Regions from separate parts of the Mus musculus genome. Here all the other regions are linked to region 4. The links are chromatin loops, found by intact Hi-C in ENCODE. Cell type or tissue: heart. All regions are shown on one strand.

Region 1 (5,000 bases), 95 kb after region 4:
TTAATCTTCTAACTATTATTATTGAAGTAGTAAAGGTTATTTACTTGGTGGGAAATTTTCCCTATAAAGACAACAGAATTTCCCTCCCACTTCTCTGACAGCACATAGTCAAAGGGACCCTGTGTTTGGCTCCCCAAACCCTTGGTGAAACAGAGAAGGTTGGGCCATACTCAGCCATAGCCATGAGCCAACAGTCCAAGCAAACAGGGAAGACCAAAGTGTGGATATTTCGTTCCTTCTTAGAATAGGGAACAAAATACCCATGGAAGGAGTTTCAGAGACAAAGTTCGGAGCTGAGACGGAAGGATGGGCCATCCAGAGACTGCCCCACCCGGGGATCCATGCCATAAACAACCACCAAACCCAGACACTATTGCATATGCCAGCAAGATTTGCTGACAGGACCCTAATAAAGCTGTCTCTTGTGAGGCTATGCCAGTGCCTGGCAAACACAGAAGTGGATGCTCATAGTCATCTATTGGATGGAACACAGAGCCCCCAATGGAGGAGCTAGAGAAAGTACCCAAGGAGTTGAAGGGGTCTGCAACCCTTAAGGGGAACAACAATATGAACTAACCAGTACCCCCCAGAGCTTGTGTCTCTAGCTGCATATGTAGCAGAGGATGGCCTAGTCGGCCATCATTGGGAAGAGAGGACCTTGGTCCTGCAAAGATGATATGCCCCAGTACAGGAATGCCAGGGCCAGGAAGCAGGAGTGGGTGGGTTGGGGAGCAGGGCGGGGAGAGGGTATAGGGGACTTTTGAAATATAAATGAAGAAAATATCTAATGAAAAAAGAGAAAGAAATGATCACTCTGTTGATAGCGCACATTACAGTACAGGGGCAGGGGGGGCATTCATTATTTCATTCATTCATTCACCCATTCTGTAAGTCCTCTGGTCAGTCCCCAGATGTGAAGTCCCCTGCAGGCTGACAATGTGGCATGACGTCCCCAGCCCCTTTAGCCCCTGGCATTTGCTCAGTACAACTGGCCTCACTCATTCATGTCATCAGTGTTCCCCTAGACCGAGCTCCCCAATTCACAGCATTTGCCCAAGCTGCTCTTGCAGTTGGGAAATGGAAAAGCCAAGGGACTTGGAATCCAGGTTCTCGCCACGTGCCTGGCTCTGCAGAGAAGGCTTGGCTGGGAACTAGCCCTTTCCCTTGGCTGAGAAATAACAAGGCTGCCCACTCAGTGAAGAATAGGCACCATCTCCACATCTGGGAAGAGGCTAGGTTGCCAACAGTTTTTCTCCCCGTGGCTGTCGGCGTGTTAAATAGCCAATAGCAGATTCATTAAGCAGCCGGCAGGTGAACGCAGGTTTCCCCAGAGCCACTGCCACCTCACCTTTAGTGCTTCCCGGATACATATGTGTGTGTGTGTGTGTGTGTGTGTGTGTGTGTGTGTGTGTGTGTGTATATGTATATGTATATGTATATGTATATGTATATGTATATGTATGCACTGCGAGTTACAGTCTCCAGGATAATTGATTTCAATATGTATGGAAGAATCGATGCTGTGGGAAGAGAGCCAGTGTCCTGAATGGGCCATGCCGTTTGATGGGTAATTTCCTCCCAGCTCTTTCAGCCAAGGGACTTTCACTGGACTGTTAAATTTCTTGACTGAGGGAGAAATGAGGGACCCACGGATCGTAGAATTGAATTGAAAGTGAGAACATGAGGGGTGAGGGGCCTGCTAGGGGGAATTCAGATGTGCCTTAGAAGGCTAATTCCTAATTAATCGCTTCACCAGTGTGTGAATGGAGGATTTGAGAAGTTTGTCACAGCATTGCTGTGGTCGTTATTCAGGAAGTGATGGGCCAGAAAACACATTTATAAAGTGAATCTGCTGAAATGCTGGTCAGAGGGTGACCTCTGGGGACACACTGAGTTAGGAAGGCTGAGCTCTGATCTGGCAGCAGCAGGTTGATGTGGGTCAATATTTCTGTCACTTTCCAGTGGCGCCATCTGCTGGTCATCTTCAGCATTTGCCCTCTAGCTTCAAGTGTTGAGAGTGCATAAAGAGCTCCTGAATCCCGAATCTAGAAGGCTTTCAAGTTCAGGTACTAAGCTGAGCAGAGACCATAAAATGTTAACCAATAATGCCTTAATCACGTAAAATCACCTTCTCGGACACCCATCAGTTTCCTCTCCAACAGCCAGCACTTTCCTATCATGTGTCTGGCCCACTGGGCAGTGAGCTTTCCGAGTCCCCTCTCCCACTCATGTGTCTTCATGCTGGAACCCAGTTTCAGGAGGTTCTCAGCTGTGGGTGCCCCCAGAAGAACTGGGACAGAGATGTGCCATGACCATGTGTGTAATATGCAGGGGGACTGTCCTGTTGCTGGCTCAGAGCGGATCATGAACAGGGCTCACCTGGGTTCTCCCATGCATCCTAAGGTTGGCACGGGGTCTCAGACCACAGAGCCTCAGATTATGGAAGGTAGTGTGTCTGAGAGACAGGCAACTTACAGAGTGACAGGTACTGAGCCCAGGTGTCTGCCTCACCCATCTGTCTCCCTGTCCTCGGTGTACTGGCAGGCTGACTTAAGACACTAAGATGCTCAAGGCTGCTTGTACATCAAACCTCTCTGGAGTTCAACACCTGCCTCACAAGGCAATAACATAACTTCTGCCTGCCCTTGGCTTGCGAGATCCAGAACAGTATCACCCTGTGATGAATAGTAATAGCATTCCATATTGCTGTTCATCCTGGCTCAACAGCAAATAGAACATCAAGGACATCGTTCTGTCCCCCAAGGTAGGACTGGTGAGGGCCCCTGACCTTAGGAAGGCTTTCTCCAGGCAAGCCATCTGTTGACCATCTGACTCTCGGCTCAGCTCGGGAGCCATGCGGGCATGCCTCCGACATGACAGACTTGGAAGAGCAGTATTTCATGCACCCAGGAGTGCCTTGAAGCTGAGGATGCAAACGTAATCACCATGGCTTCTCCAGCACCCAGTCTATTTAGGTGGTGCAAGGGGGTGGGGCAGGAATACCTCATACTCACTGAAGTCATCTATCAGAGAGCGCCCCCACCTGTCCCAGTTAGAATAGAAACATTTAAAGTGAGCATGTTTGTCTAGCCTTGCCAGGTAAACTAGACTCCTTCCATGGTATGGAAAACACCTGTTGAACCAATGAATAAACACATCCTGGGCAAATAAAGAACAATCCCTATTACCATCTCCTGGTCACACTAAAATCAGCATTTCTTTAAAAATGCATGAGCTCCGTGATGCTTCCCAGTGTGAAAGCCAGCCATTTTATGAAATTGGTGTGCATTTTCTACTAAAGAGTAGAGTGTCTACTTATTAATATTCCCAAGGGGTAGCTTTTGGGTTCTCTGCTGTGCTGCTGTTATAATTTTCTATAATTATATGGTGCTGATTGTAGTTTGCCAACAGAACGTCAATAAAATGAAATGTAACCCTGGAACTAACACACTCTCTCACCACCCCACCCCCAATCTCATTCTCAAGAATTCTTTTTCTCCGACTATGCAGCCTTACAATGGCCTGGGGCCCAGGGAGGCAAGAGGACGTCCTCCCCGAAATCCTAATCACTATGACCATGAGTGCAGAGCTGTCCTGCAGAATTCAATTTGTACAAATAATAGGGAGGATATCTGGTAGAGGACTCGTGATCATCTAGAAATGGAGGGAGAATTCTGTTTGTATTTCTTTGGTCTTGCTTTTTTTTATGATGATGGAGAATAAACCTGGGATCTTGCACATATTTGGCAAATGGTCTACAACTGGGTACACACACAATCCATGGATTCTCTGTTAGAGCAGCATTATGAGCCAGATCCAGAAAGGAGTTTGACAGAATTCAAAATTAGGAGGCAGAGCCATCTAAGAGCCAGGAAATAGATTCTCTCTAGACACTGAACCTGCTGACAGATTTAGGGTTTGGAAATCCTAAAACTCTAAGGAGTTTCTATTGTTTATCTACCATGTGATCTGATGTGCCTTGCTCAGTAACCTGAATTGTAAAGGGGGTGGAGCAACCACACTCGGTGCCATTAAATAGTTGAGTGACCTCATATGAATGAGTGAGTGAATTTATGAATGCATGAATGAATGAATGAATGAGTGAAGCTACCACAAACTGACTTGGATTGGACTAGAATGTGCCCCTCCCTCTTCCATTTTCTAGATGTGTGTCTTGGGCCAAATAAGTTGTGGTCTCTCTGGGTTGTGGTCACCTCAGGAGTAAGAAGGCTGTAGGGAGCACATGGTCCCTCTGTGCACTGTGCACCAGGCAGGAAGGTGGTGAATTGGTGGGATTTTAATACTAGAAATAAGAGTGCCCTGGTCTGGGCGTGGGGGCTTTAGAACGGGCATGGGTTCCTCGAGAGGCCGGCATGGGCTAGATAGGAGAATCGGGAGGAATTTTCACGGTTGAACATGTGCGAGGGAGTGTCCCAAGCACAGACTCAGGGCTGTTGAGAGGCAGAGGGCAGGCTGCTCCTGAAGTCGGAGCTGATGAAGATGCTGGAAAGGCAAGTATGGGGAACCACCCAAATTAGCCTCTCCCAGAATCCTCTCTGAGCTCAACCCCCGAGCATGAGGAGGTGGCTACGTTTGTTTTCCTTTTTGACGCAATTGTTAGAGTAGATGTAACCTCTTCCTTCCTGATACATTACTCAAATACATTAGTTCTCATAATTTTTTTGTTTTATCTTTTTATGAACAAAACCACCTGAAACACCTGGGTCCCCGCTTTCTGTGGATGAGTGTATTTCTACATTTGGAGGTAGCATCTATGTGTGGAGACACTGTAAGAGGTTCTTGCTTAGGTTTTGAAGATTTTACGTTAATTTGGAGGATTTGAAAGCATATCCATGCACATAAGGCCTAGAGCCTTCTTTGAGGAGCTCAGGTGTGGCCGGAATCACTGTGCAACACAAAATGATCGAGCTTCACCCCATTTCTTGGCATATCATCCCTCTCCCCCCATCTGCCTCTTTACTTACAGCCTACAGCCGCTG
Region 2 (5,000 bases), 80 kb after region 4:
ATGATCATAGAGTTGCCCGTGATGATCTAAAGACTTGACCTGAGTTGTTGGACTGGATGGGGCCCACAGCCTTGTATGATTTAATTAGCAGCATCTGCAGGAGGTTGTTTTAAACACCTTCATGGAAAACTAGTTTCCAATGATGCTGCTCTATTCAATTATTTATTTTTTGAAGGGATCACAGGATAGCTTCACTGAGAGCACCACCTACACTTACTGAGGGCGGAAGGAAAACAGCCCACTTATGAACCTCATCATCCCTCCTTGCCTCGTTTTGCATTCTGTCCACGTTTATCCTATTCTCGCATGCACACACTAAAAAGTTATCTCAGCTCACCTTGAACCAAATGGATTTGACCTCTATTTATAAGATGTGCCTTAGCGTGAAAGACGGAGCTTTCTTTCAGAGTTCATTCAGCAAGCCGTCTGCCTCTGGCTGGGTCCTGTGTTAGATGTCAGCCTTGGGGTGAGCCTCATTTCTCTTGGAAAATTCATGTCGTGGACATCTTGTTGCCAGGAATCGGCGTGATTGACTTTTCATTTCAGAGTGATGTCAAGGCTCATGTTATTCCCAGTGTGGACACGGAGTGGTGAATGATGTCTAATTATTTGGAAAGGAGTAGGTTTCTTGAAGGATGTGCTGTGTTGGGAGCTTCTGTTGCCTGGCAACATGTAACTTTGCCGGTGTGTCACCAAAGACATTTTAAAGGGCTAGAGACACACACTGAGACAACTGCATGTTAAGGGGAGAACCTGGAAGCTGCCCTGTTAGAATCATGGCTTCCACCGCAGAAAGTAAACACTGAAGAGCAGGTGTGGGTGGAGGCTGGGTGCAGAGCGCATGCCCAGGCACAGGTGTGAAAGATGCAGGCTAGCCCCGTTCTTCCTTGCATCTTTCTATCTGTTGGGTTAAAGTCTATTCAAAATCCGTGTGTGTGTGTGTGTGTGTGTGTGTGTGTGTGTGTGTGTGTACACTTTATGCAGATGCCTGTGCATAGACATGTGTGAAAGCCAGTTGTAGACATTGAGGGTCTTCCTCTATTGTTCTCTTTCCTTCCTTCCTTCCTTCCTTCCTTCCTTCCTTCCTCCCTCCCTCCCTCCCTTCTTCCTCCCTCCCTCCCTTTCTTTCTTTCTTTCTTTCTTTCTTTCTTTCTTTCTTTCTTTCTTTCTTTCTTTCACTGAACCTACAGCTCACCATTTCAGCCTGAAGATCCAAGTGTCCCCACCCTCCCAGCACTGGAGATACAGGCCAGCACTACATCTGGTCTTTCGACATGGGTGTTGGGATTCGAACTCAGGCTCTCCTACTTCCACAACAAGTACTTCACTCACTAAGCCATCTTTCCAGATCCCTCATTTCCAGCAATGCTCTATCAGTCTAGGGTCTACTTCTGGGTATATATGCCTGTAGGTTCCTTTTGCCCTCTTTGTACCTCTGCATCAGGGGATGGTTCAATCCACTCCTGGCTGCCCATCCCACCACCTAACTGTTCACTTCTGCTCTCAGTCTCATTCTCTGACAGAAGCTGTGCTCACGAAAACACTTCTAATGGGGAGGGAGCAGGTCAGCTCGGTACTCAGGCACAGGGCTAACATGTCCAGGCTGCTGTGAATTACTGTAAATGTCGCAACCCTCATTTCTTTTTGAGGTGGGTGTTGTAAGAAGTATGTCCATTTGTGATGGCAGCCTGCATCTGAGGTCCCCACAGCATTCTTTACTATGTGGAGAATATTGTCTTTGTGTCCCTAAAACAACAAAACTTCTCAGCCTGCAGTCATGCCATGGGGAGGAGACTTGGGAAGGGGATGTGAGGGGCACAGAGCAAAAATGAGAGAGAGAGAGAGAGAGAGAGAGAGAGAGAGAGAGAGAGAGAGAGCCCACACTAAAATGATTCAAACTTGGATTAGCTTAATTTCGGTCAAACATAGAAATAAGGATTTAATGTTTTCCCTTGTTGGGGTCCAGCTTCATAATTAGCTTTTTTTTTTTTTTTGCAAATAGCAGCCACTAATATCTAGGCTATTTCTCCCTTTGTAATAACAACACACACACACACACACACACACACACACACACACCCTTGAAGTGGAAGCTGACAACTGCCTTGAGCATCCTGATTGGCAGGAACAGTAAAGGGAAGCTTGCAGTGGCCTCTCTCAAGGCAGCTTTCCTGCCCTCTGCTGGGCTAAGCCATCAGCACTCTACTCAGAAGCTGAATCCTTGGGTTAGACCCTCAGAGGATCACCATCCTGGAGTCCTTGGGTTAGACCCTCAGAGGATCACCATCCTGGAGTCCTTGGGTTAGACCCTCAGAGGATCACCATCCTGGAGTCCTTGGGTTAGACCCTCAGAGGATCACCATCCTGGAGTCCTTGGGTTAGACCCTCAGAGGATCACCATCCTGGAGTCCTTGGGTTAGACCCTCAGAGGATCACCATCCTGGAGTCCTTGGGTTAGACCCTCAGAGGATCACCATCCTGGAGCTCTTGTCCAGTTCAGACTTTGAGTGGTTCATCTCTCAGGAAGCCAGAGCACTAAAGGTGGAGAAATTCAATAACCTTCATATTTCTTAAGGTAGAGTTCTCAGACTTGGACTAAGTACTCTGTGTGTGTGTGTGTGTGTGTGTGTGTGTGTGTGTGTGTGTGCGCGCGCGCGCTGGGAAACCAAGCTTATTCATTGAAGAGTATGTGGTGGTTAGTTTTAATAATAACTTAACCACAGCTTAAAATCACTTAAGAAGAGAGCCTCCATTGAGGAATTGCCTAGATTAAATTGGCCTGTGGGCGTGTTTACGGGGATTGTCTTGATTCTTAATTGTTGTAGGAAAACCCAGCCCATTATGGGTGGCACTATTCCCTAGGCTATGTCCTGAATTGTGTAAGAAGAGAGAAAGCTATCTGAGCAAAAGCAACAAGCAGGCAGCATAGGTGTTTGTTCTTCTCTGCTATTGACTGTGGATGTTATGTGGCTAGCTGCTTTAGTTTCTGCCTTACCTTGCCCTTAGTGATGGGACTGTAACCTGGGAGTATAAGCCTAATAAGCCTTTTCCTTTTCTAAGATGCTTTCGGTCAGGGTGTTTTATCACAGCAACAGGAATAAAACTAGATCCAAGTGAATATGGCGGACTTTCCAACAAGAAAACATGTAGCTCTCCTTTCTTTCTTCATTATTCCCCCTGTTTAAAAACTATTTTGCACATTATCGATAGTGGTAAGGATATTTTCCCTAGCCGTTTAACGCCGGGACTGAGTTGATACATTTTCAGACGTTATATCCTTTTCCAAGTCCCACTGTATCCATCACATTGATACCAGCATGCACACACGGTCCTCTGAGCAGCCCCTCAACACTGTGGGATAGAGCTAGGAGTCCATTTAATGATGTTGTACATGACGAGTTGTTTGTTTTCGGAAAAGCCTGTACCATGTGAGGCGAATGGTTTGATTTAAGTGTGAGATGTGACTGCGATTGCAAACTGAACACACAGCAGCAATACTGCAGCCGTCACCATGGCAACCAGTGGAAATAATGGCCCCCTTCGGGAATAAAATAGATCTCAGATCCCTTCCCAATCAGCAGCGTTGGTGGTTTGCAGTCGAGGTGGTTTGCAGTGATTGCTTCAGACTTTTTTTATGGACAGAAAACGAATGGGCAAGAAAATTTTGAGAAAATAAATGGATTTACAGACAACTCATGTGATAATATAAGCCATGAAGGAAAGCAAGACAGCAGTTTTGGCAGCTGAGAGCAAGTGCCCAGGGCATTCCATCCACAGGATTGTCCCCTGGCTATTAGAAACCTGGTCCCTGATCTTGCCACATAGAATGACTCTGGACAACCCCTGTTGTCCTATGTGGCCACCAGACTCTGGACGTTTTCTTATTGGAGGCAGAAATGCTACTGAGCCAACGGAAAGAGAACACGCAAACATGTAATGTCACCTCAGCACATGGAAAACACTCAATGCACAGTACTTCAGATTCTCGGGGTAAAATTAAAATGAGCGCCTAGATTGCGCACAAGAACAGTAATAGTTTTTCAAAATATAAAGCATAGGGTGCTTCAGCAAGCAGCTCTCCTGGAAGAATGAAGTGCAGCTGTGGGGGTACCCCCTGTTCCTCCTGCAGGACCTGATGCTTTGTTAGAACTCTCTATACACATTGGGGTGCGCCTGCACTACTGCCCTGAGACGCAGAAGAACAGTTTCTTTATAAAGTTGTGCTCCCAGGGATATGATGAATTCTCACTTTGCTGTGGAATCTGGAGTAAAGACCCTATCTGAAGAATGGTCCATTCCCTCACAGGCGAATGGGGTTTCCTCAAGATTAGGCAGCTAAGGGAGCTTCAGTCTTCCAGATAACAGGATAAGAAGTAAAACTGAGAGCCCATTTCCTTTTTTATTTTAGGATGTGCAGGGAGGAGAGGTGGGGGGGGGGGGAGAGATGATTTTGATATGAGAAGTTATCTCTCCAAGGTCATGTCTGAAATAGAAGTCTTTTCTAAGCTGAGGGGAGTGGGAGCCATTAGTCAATGGATGGAGAGTTTCAGTTTTGGCAAGGTGCCTCAAGCCCACGATACTTCACTGCCTTCTATTATCCACTCAAGCATCTGTTAAAAGGGTGATCTTGATTTAAATGTGTGTGTTGCAATAAAAGGGAATTTCTCTGGATCACATTCAAGGAGAAACGCTAACCCATGCACCTAGGATACTCCCAGCCTCCTGGCTTCTTTGCTTCGTGTTGCAGTTCAGTGAGATTGGCTCAGAGAGAGTCCTTTGTAAGTGAACTGATTTTCATTCAAGAGCTGAACTGAAACCCCAAGGGAGCCCATGACAGAGACTTCTCATTGTGCCTTCTCAGTCCCTGTGGGCTGTGAATTCACCTTGACCTGGGCATGGGGCCCTCTTGAGGTCCATGTCTCTCTATGTTTGGTGAGCAGAAGGCTTCTAACCAAGGATACTGCTCACTAGGATGGCCTTGTATTTTATCTTATGCCATC
Region 3 (5,000 bases), 130 kb after region 4:
ATTGCTTGAGAGTCATCAGAGCCCCCAGAGGAACCATGACTTACCCAAACCAGACCCTTTGAGTGTCACTACAGGCCACACCCTGATGCCCTGTGACTGTAGGTCGTCTTAGGCCAGAATACAGGAAGGGGTTGTAACAAGGATGCTGGTCTCCATGGTGACAGGCACCTTTTACTTTAAGAGCGTATTGATCCTGGAGAACTGGCCAGGTTGCTGTGCCTTTCACCGGTCATTTCTTGGACAGGCTTTGAGGTGCCCGCAAGGCTTGTTAAATTTTAGAGATTTCTCCAAGGAAGACTGTGCGGCTTTTGTCCCTCTGGTGGCGGCGGGTGATCACCATTCATTCATAGACTGTGCTGATGGACAGCTTGCTGCCTGTTAAGCACTGGGGCTTCAGGAAACGCAGGGTGCCTGCGGCTTGTCTTCTGTAAAGAGCTGCCTGGGTGGCCTGGATCTCCCCAGGGGTCCCCATGTTAGTGTGCCATACAGAGTGAGTGGTCTGATCAGAAGGAGAACAGAGAGCTGGAGCCCAGGGGAATGCCTAGGGAAGGCATTCTGAAAGTGTGGAGGCAGGGTTCACTTGAGCCAGATGGTCGTTAGGGTCAGGCTCCCTAACTCTAAAGTGGCTTCAGCATGCACGGTCATGGCTGACGTAATAGGATGTGAGAGATGAAGGGGTGAGCGAATGAGATATAACTATATGCTCCCCCCAAAGCCACTCTGGTTGGTCCACAGCCACATTTGCCACCTCGGAGGCTTCTCTTCCCCCTTTATAAAAGACACACTCATGCAGAGTCATGCTTCCAGCTCATGATACACAGACTGCTGACACAGGTTATTTGACCTTATGCCACATCCCGAACTGTGTCTTGACTATTCTCCTTCAATTGCTCGTCACAGGAGAAGTGCTACCAGTACTGGCCAGACCAGGGCTGTTGGACCTACGGCAACATCCGGGTGTGTGTAGAGGACTGCGTGGTCCTGGTGGATTACACGATCCGAAAGTTCTGCATCCATCCGGTACACATGAATGTCTTATTTGGCTTCTCGGGAGCGAGGTTGGCAGGGGTGGGGGTGGGGGTGGGGCTTTACAGTGAGAACAGCTGCCCCACCTTGACCCACTCATAGCATGGCAGGAACTCTCACAGAGGCTGTGGTTGCAGGGCTGGATCCTGTGACAGACTGGGGACAGGGTTAGTGGATCAAGGACCCGAATCTGCAGAGGGCTGGATGCTTTGACTCCCAGCCACTGTCCTGGGCCTCCCCAGAAGGTGGGTGAGCCAGCTGGAGTGGTAGAGGATTCAATGGGGGTTGGGGGCTTTCCCACTGCACCAAGCAGGCACTGCGCCACTGAGCTACTCCTAGTGACAAGCTCTCACTATGTGATCCATGGAGGTCTGGAACTTCCTGTGTAGAACATGCTGGCTGCTGACTTTCATAGATCCACCTGCCTCTGCCTCCCAAGTGTTGGGATGAAAGACATGAGTCGCCATGTCTGGTGACAGAATTGTTTTATAATGGTGTCAAAAATTAGGTTCAGACTCTCCCCCAGTATCTTTCATGCTCATTTCGAGGCAGCCTTCGATCAAAATGCTCGAGAACAAAGCAGAGGAAATGAAGACCACAGAGACAGGCTGTTTTTATTAGGAATAAAATGTAGAGCGGTTGGTAAAATTAAGTTGCAAAAATCTGAAAGAAGTGTCTAGAAGCCACCGCAGAAGGTTTTGAAAGGATGGACTGAGGGGCCTAGCCTAATGGTAGAATATGTGCCTGAGGCATCCCAAAATTGTTATCCCTTGCTTCCATACAGAGAATACACACACACACACACACACACACACACACACACACACACACACACCTTACTTCTAAACACACTGGTATTGTCATCTTCCACCATCAGGAGCAGGAGAACCATGCATGCTGCAAAGGCTTGGAGAATCTGGGAGGGAGGGTCTGGAGGTCTCCAGTGTGTAGGCTGACCCTTCATTCTTCCTTCCCACGCTGACTCTTTGAGACTTAAATATGCTGGCAGTGACTCAGGTCGCCACAAGTCAGGTGGGACTGTGTAGATGGAGCAGGCAGGTCTGCCTCACAGCTGGAGTGTGTGAGCATTAAGACCAGCTTTGGGGATATGTGGCTACTGGGATCCTGGCCTGGTATAGCCAGCTGCAAAAGCCCTTTGCCAGCCAAGAGCTGTGTATTGTCACATCGGGTATGGTACCCCTGCATTCCAGGGTTCTCTGTGTTTGCAGCCGCTGACCTGGCATGAGCCCCACTGTCCTTCGGAAGGAGATGCTAAACAGTTCCACCTCCCATCTCTCACTTCCCCCTCATCCCTTACAGCAACTCCCAGACAGCTGCAAAGCCCCGCGGCTGGTCTCACAGCTGCACTTCACCAGCTGGCCTGACTTCGGGGTGCCGTTTACCCCCATCGGGATGCTCAAGTTCCTGAAGAAAGTGAAGACACTCAACCCCTCACATGCTGGGCCCATTGTGGTTCACTGTAGGTATGTCAGGGAGGGGCCAGCCACAGTGTGGGGAATGGCCAGTGCGGCAGTGGTGGGGTGGGCAGAGCTAGGGCTGGGGGGAATGAAGTTTTGAAGCAGCTATACCCAAAGTTGCGTGTGGAGAAAGGAATTCTAGCCCCTCTTGGTCTCTGGGGTACCTGCCCCAGTGGTGTCTGGACAGACCCCCAATATGTAAAACTCTTGAAGGCTGACAAGGCCCAGGTTGATGGCTGGCATGGGAGCTCTGGGCAAGTCCACTGACCTTGCCCTCTGCTCTACCTGGTACCTCAAGGATCGTTTAGTTCCCATAGCAGGGGACACACACACACACACACACACACACACACCCCTTCAGTGTCTCTAGTCCTGAGATAAATAACCAGAGCAGCAGTGCCCTCTAGTGGCTATGCATAGATTTGCTCCTTGTTCTTCCAAGTTGCACCCTCCTTAATTTTGCCCTAGGCTGTGTCCTTTGTCCCCCAGGTTCAGGCATCTTCCCAGGCTTGCCATTTACTTCAGGGGAATGTGACTCACGAGGTGGCATCTTTCTCCTCCCTGAAGCGCGGGCGTGGGTCGGACTGGCACCTTCATTGTGATCGATGCCATGATGGACATGATACACTCGGAGCAGAAGGTTGACGTCTTTGAGTTTGTGTCTAGAATCCGCAATCAGCGCCCTCAGATGGTCCAGACGGATGTGAGTGGCACCTCTTTCTGCCCTGGCCTAAGCATCACAGAGCACTCAGGTGCCTTCGCACCACTCCACAGGCCCATTTAAAAATATTTTTTGACTGTGTGTTGTTGTTGTTGTTGTTTTGCACCTGGTCTGTCATGCGGATAGATTCTACCACTGAGCTGTAATCTCAGCCACCCCTTTACTTCCTGGAACTCAGTCTTAGTGAGTAGCCCAGCCTGCTTTTGACCTGGCTCTGTAGCTTGGGCAGCCCTTGAACATATCCTCTTTATGTCTCAGCTTTCCAAATAACTGGAATTTTGAACTATTGCCACCAGGCCCCGCTTGCAGGTCTGGGTTTTGCTGTTATTGGTTTTATTTATTTATTTATTTATATCTCAAATGCTTCATCCCATCCCTCCTCACAGAGTCTCTCCTCTCATTCCCCCTCCCCTTCACCTCTGGGCCCTCCCAGGTCCGCCCTGCTAGAATCCCACCCACCCACAACCCTGGTGCATCAAGTCTCTGCAGGATTAGGCACATCCTCTCCTGCTGGTCAGATGGGTTTTAATAGGCAGGTGGCCACAGGCTATGAGCATGCCCATTGTCAGACCTGGTATACCTCCCACTCTGTCATTACCTCCCATGGAGTCACAAAGGCTGGTGACCCTGATCCTTAGCATGTTCATATGCCATGGTGGTGATTCTAAGCAGCTGACATAGCCCCTGGAGCCCTCGGAGGTAGTGGTCATTACTGTCATCTTATTTTACCCTAGACGACCAGTCCACATGATCACTCTTGCTCCTCGGCCTTGCTTTACCAGCGATGGGGCAGTCTTGAGTGGCACCCCCTGTCTCCCTACAGGTTCAGTATACATTCATCTACCAAGCCTTACTGGAATACTACCTCTATGGGGACACAGAGCTGGATGTGTCCTCCCTGGAGAGGCACCTGCAGACGCTCCATAGCACAGCCACCCATTTTGACAAGATCGGGCTGGAGGAAGAGTTCAGGGTGAGTGCTGCAAAGCAACTTCCACACCCTGAGGGGCTGAGAGGGCCTGGGGAGCCAAGGAAAATGGTGCCAACTTAAATGACGCCTCCTGAGCTCAGAAAGTTTGGTGGGTATCAGGTTGTTAGCTCTTAGGGAAGCTACATGTAGGATCACTTCATCTTCCAATATCAAGGCGACTTCTGGAGGCAAACTTGGGAGCAGGTCTCCTGCTGCAGGTCTGTCTGTCATGTTTGGCTCTAACTACATTCCTTGGCTGCAGAAGCTGACCAACGTGCGAATCATGAAGGAGAACATGAGGACGGGCAACCTGCCTGCCAACATGAAGAAGGCCCGCGTCATCCAGATCATTCCATGTAAGGCAGTGGGCATGTGGGCCTCATGCCCTGGACCACCTACCTTCGTACATCATGCTAGGGGGCAAGCGCCTCTGGGTGACTTGGAGCTGTGTCCGAAGCTAGGAAGAAAGGACTCTCCTGGGGGCACTCTGAGGGATCTCCATGGACCCATAGGGTCTCAAGTGGTACCTAGAATATAGCTCAAACGCAAGACACCAGAGCTTCTGTATAGGGAGGGTTCCCTGGGACCTGAAAAGCTTGCCTCAGATGAGACCTGGGACCTCACTAGCGCTCTCTGGAGACCCCTTCTCCCTTACACAGTGGGAAGTGAGTTGCATGGCCAAGAATATATACATAAAAAGAACTAAATCAGACCAAAGGTGAATTCTGCTGAGCCCTTGGAGTGTGGGGTGAGGGGTGGGGTGGGGAGAACTTGCCTTGGAAATTTCATAACACTTAGCCTGAGG
Region 4 (5,000 bases):
GTAGGTGATGGTTATTGGGCCACTTGGCCACACCCAACCTGGGCTGTCCCCTGAGGGCACACACACTCAGAGGAAACTTCCTGCCTGCCCCACTGAGCTCTGGACAGGTATCAGGGCTACCTGCTGCTGCCTGCTGGGGACTGCCCTGCTTTGCTCTGCCAGCCCACATGTTCACTGTGGGTTCTGACTGTTGGGTGTGTCTCCTGCTGCAAGAATACAAGGTGGGTAGAGCACAGCCTGGGCTGATGGCATTTCCAACCCTGGGGCAAATGAAGAGAGGGGAACCAAAAGAGCAAAAATGCCTGTACTTGGGATGCAGAGGCAGGGGGCTCTCTGTGAATTCAAAACTGACCTGGTATACATAGTGAGATCCGGGACAGCCAAAGCCACATAGTGAGACCCACTGTAGAGATTTGAATAGGTTTGACTCCTATAGACTCATGTCTTTGAATGCTTGGTTCACAGGGAGTGACACTATTAGGAAGTGTGTCCTTGTTGAAATAGGAGTGGCCTTGTTGGAGGAAGTTTGTCACTGTAGGCATGGATTTTAAGACCCTCGTCCTAGCTGCCAGGAAGCCAGACTTCTCCTAGCTGCCTTCAGAACAAGAGGTGGAACTCTCAGCTCCTCCAGCCCCATGCCTGCCTGGATACTGCCATGCTCCCACCTTGATGATACTGGACTGAACCTCTGAACCTGTAAGCCAGCCACAATTAAATGTCATCCTTATAAGAACTGCCTTGGTCATGATATCTATTCATAGCAGCAAAACCTTAACTAAGATAGTGGGCTTTGCCAGTCTTTTCCCATCTGCCTTCAGAACAAGATGTAGAACTCTCAGCTCCTTCTCCAGAGCCATGCCTGCCTGGACACTGCCAGGCTTCTTGCCTTGCTGACAATGGATTGAACCTCTGAACCTGTAATTAAATTACAGGTTCCAATTGAATATTGCTCCTTATAAGAGTTGCCTTGGTCATGGTGTCTGTTCACAGCAATGGAAACCCTAGCTAAGACACCCTGTCTTAAAATAACCACCACAACAAAACCACCTGATTCAGTCAGAAATGTCGGTGAAGAGGGCTACAAGAGAGAAGAGGGGTTTGAGGGCACTGGGATGACAATTGATAGGAAGGTAGCAAAGGGGGCGGGACCAAGGCAGGAAGTAGCTTTTCTAGAGCACTGAGAAAAAGGATCCATGGCTGCATTAGATAAGCAAGGGCTCAGGAGTCACTGGGGAAGTTGGGCACAGCATCACTGCAGTCAGGTTTACTTGGGGGTGAGGGATGTCTGAGATCAGAGGACAGTGCTGTCAGAGGAGAGGCAAGCACAGCGAGGAAGAGAAGGAACTTTATTCAAGATGCACAGAGGCAGAGTCAAGGCCCAGAAAGCAAGAGCAAGAGCTGGGGCTAGACTGGCAGGAGGTGCCTGAAGAACTGAGCTTGCTGGTTGGTGTCTGGAAGGCCGAATGCTTCTGAATGATGTGCACGTGAAAGGTGTTACAGCTCTGGAGAAGCCCCCGGAAGCAGGGGTGAGTGAGGCAGGAAAGGAAGAAGACCCAATTTCCCAATTCAGGTCTTCAGAGACAGAGGTGCGTGGGGCAGAGAAGGAAGACCTGAGCTTGGGTCCTGGAACATGGGCAAGGAAGAGCATTCTTAGCATTCTGGAGGGTTCCACAGTTCTTCAGGCTTCCAGTCTACAGCTCTGTCCAGTACAGGCTCCAGCCAACTTAGGAGTTGACTGATGGCCCTTTGAAACTGTCACCTTATAAGTCAGCTTGGCTCTGCAGCTCTAACAGCAGTAAACTGAAGGGTGAGGTAATATCCCACGCATGCCTTTCTTGCCATTCATTTACTTATTCCCTCCTTCATTTATAAGCTCTGCAAGCAAGGTCCCCAACACAGAAACAGCATCCCCATGAGGCTATGCCCTGGCCCAACCAAACAGGTTCAGAACCAAGATAGACACCATGGCTTTGTTGTGCTTTCTGCCTTCCAGTCAGGATGTTTTATTTCTGTTGCTGAGAAAAAATATCGGGGGGGGGGGGAGTAAACTCTGGAAGAGAGGATTTCTTTGATTCACAACTTCAAGCTACAGTTCACTATTTCAGGGAAGTCCAGAAGGAAACTTCAGACATCACCTACAAAGTCAAGAGCAAATGGATTAAACCCACCCTTGCGTGCCCAATGCCATTTAGCCTTCTCCCTTATACTGTTCAGGACCCCGGTCTTAGGGAATGGTGCTGCCCACAGTGGAATGAGATTCCCTTTATCAATTAACAATCCAAACAACCTCCAATGGGCATGTCTGAAGCCCAACCTGATCTAGATGATTTCCCCATGAGTCTCAATTCTAGGTTGTGTCAAGCTGGACTTCGTTTATAGTCCAAACTAAACCACTATGAAATAATTCCCCAGAGCAGCAGATCTGGTCCCTGTACTGCGCTCTGCTCCATGTGTGTTTAATTTTGCCAGACATTTCTTACTAATTGTATACCCCCAGCACCCACCATGGGGCGCCCGCACACTCTTTTTCTGGGAGGGAGTGTCTAACATTTCTCAGCTCTGCCGACTTCTCTGAAGCAGGGCTGTTACCACGGGTCCCAGCCCTGCTTTACCAGTTGCGAAACCTTAAGTGCCACACTACTTTGTGGTGTCCAGAGCTAAGGCTAAATAGAAGGGACGTTGAGTTTTCTCTATGGCTCGTCTGAGTGCCATCACCTTTTAGGATCCTCCCTGATAGAGTGTCCAGTCAGAGTGCCAGGAGAGAGGGCATGTTCCTGCATCCTCCCAGTGTAAAGGCCAAAGCTCCAGGAGGGTGAGCGCCCGCGGTGCGCTCCCAGAGCCAGGCACCAGGCGTCGCCGTCGCCCCTCGCAGCTCCACGGCCCCGCCCCCGCCGCGGAGCTGGAGCTGGAGCCGGAGCCGGAGCCCTAGCCCAGAGCTGGAGGCGGCCGGACCGGGCCAGACAGATTTCCTGCTCTCCTGTAGGGCTGAGGGCTGCCGGCTGCGGGCTACGGGCTGCGGGCTACAGGCTACGGGCTACGGACTGCGGGCTGCGAGAGAAGTCACCGGCGGCGCAGGTACCTCACTGCCTACGCGCGTCCCCACGACCCTCCCTCGCGCCGGCGGGGACAGCGGACGCCCCGGAGCGGAGCGCGTCGGGCGGGCGCCCGGGAGATGCGGAGTCGCCGCGGCGGAGCGATCGGGGCTACAGCACCGGTCCCTGGGAGGTGAGTGGCGCGGTGAGGGTGGGTGGCAGTACGTCCGGAGATGGCCGTGCTCCCCGTGCACATTGAGCAGACCGGGATATCCTGGGCCACTGCCAGGGAGAAACGGGTCGTTGTACGGGAGCTGCGTCCGAGCCAGGTCCTTGCCATCCTCCTAGTGTACAGGATGCTAGCGACTGTAGACCCTGCGACCCCAGCTACCTGCTCGAGACGCGGTCCGAACTTGGCTACCACCTAGGCAGCTCTCTCGGTGAATAGCTACACAGAGGGCGTGTGTCTGTGGGTGGCGACTGTAGGAAGAGGACAACAACCTGGGGATGTGTGTGAACGCAGTGGAAACGGGAGTGGGTTCCAACCGGTGTGTTGGGGGCTGCGCACGCAGGGCTTAAGACTGGAGCTTTTCCAGAAAGTGACTCGAGTTGCGCCAACTCCCGGCGCAGCGGGGGCGCTGCGGGGATGCTGGCGCCCGGTCTAGGGCCGGGAGCCTTCCCCGGCAGGCGTCAGTTGGGGATTCAGGGTCAAGGTGGAACCTGGCAGGTAGCTCAGGTATGACGCCACGAATTGCAGTCCGTAGGGGGACCTGAGGAGGTCCTGAAGCCAAAGGCCAGCGGTACCCATCTTGGTGCTTCCTGGGACCATCTGGGGAAGGCTTGGAGACCCACAGGGTGATGAGGTAGAGCCAAGCCTGAGGACTAGGGACTGGATCTGACCTAAATTCCTTTCAGTCATGAAGTATTGTTCTAGAGAGGTTAGAGTGTGATGCCTGTAGGTTTATATTGATTTATAACGACTCTGTAAGTGTTGGAACCTCAGCAACTACAGGAAGAAAATGGAGCCTTGACTGTGTCGGAGAGTTTGAAGGAAGACCAGCAAAGGGTGCTCATGTGTTCTAGAAATGATTGTGTCTCTTGCCTAGTCACTAATGTCCTTGCACCTAAGTGCCTCGTGACCCAAGGTGCCTGGACACCTTTGCAACAATGTTTATGCATTTATTTTCCTACAATGTAAAAACCTATGCTTAGTTAAAGTGGAGCTGGGAAATGGGGGTGGGAATGTTTTTCCAAAGCTGAGGGACTAAGCCAAAGGGGGCATGAAACAGTAGGTTGCTGGTGGCTGCCAAGGTCCCTCAGCTTTCAGGACATGGACAAAAGGCTGGGTCTCTCAGTGCAAGTTCAAGGTCCTGGGGAAACAAAAGGCCAGGTGTTGGTTAGCCTAAAAGGTGGGGTCCACATTGTCAGGGAGAGGGTTTCTGTCTCCTGAATGCCAGGTTTGGGCCCAGGTCCTAGTTTCTTGGGATCAATGTTGCCTGTGGATCATCATCAACACAACCCAACAGTTTTCTGGTTCGGAAGTTGGTAGCATTGTTTGTCTTCCTGAAAGGCCAGGTCATTGGGCAAGCTGGATCTGATAATCCAGGACCTCTCAGGCAAATCAGCCCTGAAGTTTCAGTAAGGGAGTTGTTGTCCTTGAATGCTTCCTGGAGCCCCTGTCTGGTCACAAGGTTAGAACAAGGCTGGCCATTGGTTCCCAGCCTGGAAACACATTTGTCTCTGCTGTGGAGGCAAAGTTGGCCCAGCAGAGCTCCTGGGTCAGCAGTCCTGCCACTTCAGAGATGGCCTGGAGGAGGACTTGAAACTCTGCCCTTGAAACTATCCTGGGAGTGATCTCCTCAGCCCTAGGCATTCCTGCTCACAAATCCTTTCACCCCGAGGAAGCGCAGGGAGGTGTGGGAAAGGCCATTACAGTTGTCAAGTTGTGCTTCTGAGCCTGGTTGTCCC
Region 5 (5,000 bases), 87 kb after region 4:
ACATTGCTGCATGACCCTGGGCTGCATCCCACCCCTGCACTCCAGGCAGGCTTCTCAGACTGGGGGCTGCTCCACCTGCTCTGTCAGGCCTGGCCCTGGAGGAAATGCCCTCACTATAGACCATGCACTCTCCATCCTGATGCTCTGAACCTCCTGGGGGTGCTGAGGTGTTCCGGGCAGCCATAACCACAGGGGAGTTCTCAGATTAGGGGAAGCACGTTAATGGTCACTCATGAAGACGCTCCACGATTGTCTGTAGTGAGCTTTTGTAAACATTGCCAGGGCTCTGAAGGTCCTGGCTCCTCTTTTCTGTCCTCCATAAAAAGGCTCATGCTGTGCTTTATGTAGAAGGGGCAGTGGCAGTGTTTTCTCTGCAGGCTGGAGGGCAGCCCTGCCCCAGCCCCTGTACCCAGCAGGGCCTGGCAGTGCTGAAGGAGGAACTCCAGCTCTTAGCAGCCAAATCCTCAACAGAATGCCTCTAAATCCACAGTGGATGCACCCTGGGTTGGAAGGGCCAAGCCATGACTGTGTAATTTGTAGCTAAGCCTGGACTGTTCCCAAGTGCTCAGTTTATCAACCTCAGGGCCATGGGAGATCTAAGAACAGCAATCCCATTTGGGGGTTGAAGGGTGAGGGTGGGGGTGGGGGAAGGAAACTTCCAGCGAGTTTGGGCTATAAAGGTGGACACTCAAGTCTTCCTTAAGTAAGGCTGTGTTCTGCAGGGGGAAAGTTGGTAGTGAGCATTACGTTCTAGTCCCAGGAGCCTTTGTGAGTAGGAACAGGTGGGATCACGGCACATGCAGGGAGAGCAGGCACCCACACCTGCTCACCACCTGCCCCACTTTGGGCACTCTTTTAGTTAGGGTCTTACTGCTGTGAACAGACACCATGACCAAGGCAACTCTTTTTTTTTCCCATTTTTTATTAGGTATTTAGCTCATTTACATTTCCAATGCTATACCAAAAGTCCCCCATACCCACCCACCCCCACTCCCCTACCCACCCACTCCCCCTTTTTGGCCCTGGCGTTCCCCTGTACTGGGGCATATAAAGTTTGCGTGTCCAATGGGCCTCTCTTTCCAGTGATGGCCGATTAGGCCATCTTTTGATACATATGCAGCTAGAGTCAAGAGCTCCGGGGTACTGGTTAGTTCATAATGTTGTTCCACCTATAGGGTTGCAGATCCCTTTAGCTCCTTGGGTACTTTCTCTAGCTCCTCCATTGGGAGCCCTGTGATCCATCCATTAGCTGACTGTGAACATCCACTTCTGTGTTTGCTAGGCCCCGGCATAGTCTCACAAGAGAGCTATATCTGGGTCCTTTCAGCGAAATCTTGCTAGTGTATGCAATGGTGTCAGCATTTGGATGCTGATTATGGGGTGGATCCCTGGATATGGCAGTCTCTACATGGTCCATCCTTTCATCTCAGCTCCAAACTTTGTCTCTGTAACTCCTTCCATGGGTGTTTTGTTCTCACTTCTAAGGAGGGGCATAGTGTCCACACTTCAGTCTTCATTCTTCTTGAGTTTCATGTGTTTAGCAAATTGTATCTTATATCTTGAGTATCCTAGGTTTTGGGCTAATATCCACTTATCAGTGAGTACATATTGTGTGAGTTCCTTTGTGAATGTGTTACCTCACTCAGGATGATGCCCTCCAGGTCCATCCATTTGGCTAGGAATTTCATAAATTCATTCTTTTTAATATCTGAGTCCAAGGCAACTCTTATAAGGATAACATTTAATTGGGGCTGACTTACAGGTTCAGAGATTCAGTCCATTATCATCAAGGCGGGAACATGGCAGCATCCAGGCAGACGTGTTGCAGGAGGGGCTGAGAGTTCTACATCTTCATCTGAAGGCTGCTAGCAGAAGACTCACTTCCAGGTAGCTAGGATAAGGGTCTTAAAGCACACAGTGACACACCTATTGCAACAAAGCCACACCTCCTAATAGTGCCACTCCCTGGGCCAAGCTTATGCAAACCATCACTGGTACTTTGTGCAGCACAGAGTTAGACATGCTCAAGCAGCTGAGTCAGTGGATGAAAATGGGTGGATGAGTGGCACTTCTGTGGCAGCCTGGGTCTCACAGAGCATGGTTCATCTCTTAGCACGCATTTGTGCATGCTATCCTCCACACTCATGTATGGAGAAGAACAGTGGCCTTCTGTTTGGGTGCCTGGTTCCTGTCCCAGCTTGTCACTTTCTTGCTGAGAGGTAGAGGTAACTTTAGCTCTGTAAGGTACCCTGTACCTCCCCGATGCCCCTTACATGGCACTCAGCAGGGCACTGCCTGTGAGCAAGCTGGCGGCACACAGCTGAGAGCAGTGTGGGGGGGAGGGGGGTACCTGTCGGTAGTCTCTGGCTGATACCAGATGTAATCGCTTCTTATTTAAGGATCGTAATTTCAAGAACTTTTTTCTAACGCACCGCAAACATGAGCACGGGGGATGGGGAGATGAATCGTGGGTGAAATGCTAGCTCTGGAGGCTCAAGGAGCTGAGTTCCAATCCCCTGAGCCTATATCAAGGTAGAGTGCAGATGTAGCTGGAGTCAGAAGAAGGAGGCAGGTAGGTCTCGAGAACTCAGCGGACAGACAGTGTAGTCAAATCAATCAGCTCCATATTCTGTAAGATGGCCTGTGTCAAAAAATAAGACGTGAAACCATTGAGGAAGACATCTGATGATCTCTGGCCTCCACATACATGTGCACACAAATGCACATGCCCATGCACCCGAATATACACACACTTACACAGACACATATGTATACCATCACACGCATGCACACACACACACACACACACACACACACACACACACACACAAAATATAAGCACATACGAGCACTAAGAGTTCTGAAAGTATTCTGAGCTCTTTTGTTTGTGAACCATACTATGCTCTATTTATCCTGAGAGTAGTGTGAGCTAAACAAAAAGAAAGGAAATGGCCAGAAACGTGGCTTACGGCTTATAAGCACTGCCTGCTCTTGCAAAGAACCAGGGTTCCAATCCTAGCACCCATATGGTAGCTCATGAACACCTGTAAATCCAGTTCCAGGGATCTGATGCCCTCTGCTGGCTTCTGCAGGTATTGCACACACAATTAAAATAATTTTTTTAAAAAATAGGAGAAAGTTGACTCATTATCATATTAGCAGGCAGGTTATTTTTAATATATCATTTTAACTATGTTTATGTGTGTATATGTGGCGGGTGTATAGACATGGATGCAGTTGCCTGGGGAGGCCAGAAAAGGCTAATTAGCTCCCCTGGAGCTGGGGTTACAGGTGGTTCTGAACCACACAGCGTGGATGCTAGGAACTGAATTTAGGTCCCCTGCAAGAGCATTATACGCTCTTTACCACTGATCCACTGTTCTGGCTCTCTTAGCGAGCAGCTCTAAAGGTAAGATTTGAAGTGCTTGGAAATGCAAACCTATTGTCTTCCACCCATTTGTGTCTGTTCACAGGCAGACAGAGGGCTCTGGAGTCCTGCCAGCATTTTAAAATTATAGCTAAAGAAATGATCCCTACTTAATTAGTATAGATGTTGCTGGGTAACTTCTAATAATGACTGCAATTTGCAATACATTCTCCCCATGTAATTTAGCACAATGGGGCCCTCAGAACGTAGGACTCATATTTAATCAAGACTCAGGATTAATATAGACAAGAACAAAGTTTAGGTCCCCAGCCTTTGTAGGGGTGTAGGGGGGCTCTGCGGGTGCTGGAAGGAAGATCCTGTAGGTACCACCATTCTCAACAGCCCAATCATACTCCAGAGTGCATCTCTCATCCCTGAAGAGGAAGCAATGTCACCACTCAGCTCACAAGGGTCTCAGTGTTTATGTGCCTCAATTTTCCTATCTGAAAAATGAAGACAATGTACTAGAGATCATAATAATATATACTTACATAACTATGTTTCTATAGATATATAATCATAAGTAGTATATCAATAAGAAAAGTAAGTTGTGAGTAGATTGGTGGTGAAAGGCACATAGAAAGTAGCACGCAGCACCCAACAGACCTGGCTCATTATCCTAAGTAGCATCACCTGGGATATTTTTGGATCCTTGGCTAAGGAGAGCAGCCTTCATGCCAGAACAGAGCATGTGTTTGTAAGAGGCAGCTTTTCGTTGCTGTGAGGAAAAACCCCAAGGCTGTATAAAGTAAAGAGGTTTATTTTGTCTTATGGTTCTGGAAATAAGATGTCTGAACATCATGGTATGAGTTGGCAAAGTCTTTTCCACCCTAGACCCCATATTGTATCATATCATGGCGGGGGGTACCTGAATACCACTCTCCGTGCGTGGGCTGTCTCTCCCTGTGCTGCTTTTATCCCTGCTGTGACCATAGGCAAGGGTTTACTCTAGATCCTGGTTTGAGGGTACAGTCCACCATGGGAGGGAGGCGTGACAGCATGGGGCCTGCTATGAACTGGTCTCCTTAGCAACCAACTCTTTCTTCTATGAGTCGCTTTGGTCAAGGTGTTCTATCACACCAGCAGAAGGCAACTGACAGAATCCCGGAGGTGGTTTGTCTTTCTTGAGGTAAACTTGGCCATGCTGAAGTGTATACACCATTTGCTTGTAAGTCCACCCCCTGTGCCCAGTTCCAACATGTTTGAATCAGTCCAAAAGGAAATTCCCCCATGAAGCATCCTTCCTTCCAGTCCTGGGCAACCGCCAATCTGCCATGTATACCTATCAATTTACACAGTCTGGTTATTTTATATAAATGAAATTATACAATATGTGACCTTATAAGTCTGGTTTCTTTCCTTTTGCAATATATTTTTTAGTTCATCTTGGTAACAGGGTGTATCATACCATTCCGTCCTGACTGGAGACTCTACCAATGTCTCCTCCTTTTTACCCACTAATCCTCAGCTAGGCGTTCAACTCTTCTCTGTATCTTAAAAGATATGGCTAACAAGTATTTATGTACGCTTTTTGTTTGAACACCTGTTTTCAATTCGTTGGGGGCACCTACAT

What was found. A loop is a pair of places that touch in the nucleus more often than their neighbours do. Peaks named below come from ENCODE experiments on the same cell type or tissue, not always from the same donor. Only the 100,000 strongest peaks of a DNase experiment are listed, where the experiment ranks them.
Region 1: a loop joins it to region 4, with 5 times the contacts of the local background. A loop is called at or near these places in 34 of 42 quality-filtered maps.
Region 2: it touches region 4 in a loop (7-fold over the local background); 27 of 42 quality-filtered maps call a loop at or near these places.
Region 3: a loop joins it to region 4, with 6 times the contacts of the local background. A loop is called at or near these places in 9 of 42 quality-filtered maps.
Region 5: a loop joins it to region 4, with 7 times the contacts of the local background. A loop is called at or near these places in 34 of 42 quality-filtered maps.

Annotation. Positions count from the first base shown.
Region 1 is chr7:135,630,028-135,635,027 of GRCm38, forward strand. All of the region lies in intron 2 of Ptpre (protein tyrosine phosphatase, receptor type, E), which reads left to right. Among named protein-coding and RNA genes, the nearest start is that of 5830432E09Rik, 20 kb to the right of the region's middle. In heart, a CTCF peak has its summit at 1,976 (motif pointing left); a DNase peak (open chromatin) is centred at 1,958; H3K27me3 peaks cover 2,050 bases.
Region 2 is chr7:135,614,521-135,619,520 of GRCm38, forward strand. All of the region lies in intron 2 of Ptpre (protein tyrosine phosphatase, receptor type, E), which reads left to right. Among named protein-coding and RNA genes, the nearest start is that of 5830432E09Rik, 35 kb to the right of the region's middle. In heart, a CTCF peak has its summit at 2,186 (motif pointing left); no DNase peak of the experiment used is centred here; H3K27me3 peaks cover 279 bases.
Region 3 is chr7:135,666,651-135,671,650 of GRCm38, forward strand. Ptpre (protein tyrosine phosphatase, receptor type, E) reads left to right here. Exons shown (of 21, transcript NM_011212.3): 11 at 901-1,020; 12 at 2,347-2,510; 13 at 3,072-3,207; 14 at 4,049-4,198; 15 at 4,458-4,551. Among named protein-coding and RNA genes, the nearest start is that of 5830432E09Rik, 17 kb to the left of the region's middle. In heart, a CTCF peak has its summit at 2,939 (motif pointing left); DNase peaks (open chromatin) are centred at 2,401 and 2,981; H3K27me3 peaks cover 1,215 bases.
Region 4 is chr7:135,534,892-135,539,891 of GRCm38, forward strand. Ptpre (protein tyrosine phosphatase, receptor type, E) reads left to right here and starts at 2,933. Exons shown (of 21, transcript NM_011212.3): 1 at 2,933-3,225. In heart, a CTCF peak has its summit at 2,824; DNase peaks (open chromatin) are centred at 2,860 and 3,440; H3K4me3 peaks cover 1,514 bases; H3K27ac peaks cover 875 bases; H3K27me3 peaks cover 2,124 bases.
Region 5 is chr7:135,621,992-135,626,991 of GRCm38, forward strand. All of the region lies in intron 2 of Ptpre (protein tyrosine phosphatase, receptor type, E), which reads left to right. Among named protein-coding and RNA genes, the nearest start is that of 5830432E09Rik, 28 kb to the right of the region's middle. In heart, a CTCF peak has its summit at 3,072 (motif pointing left); no DNase peak of the experiment used is centred here.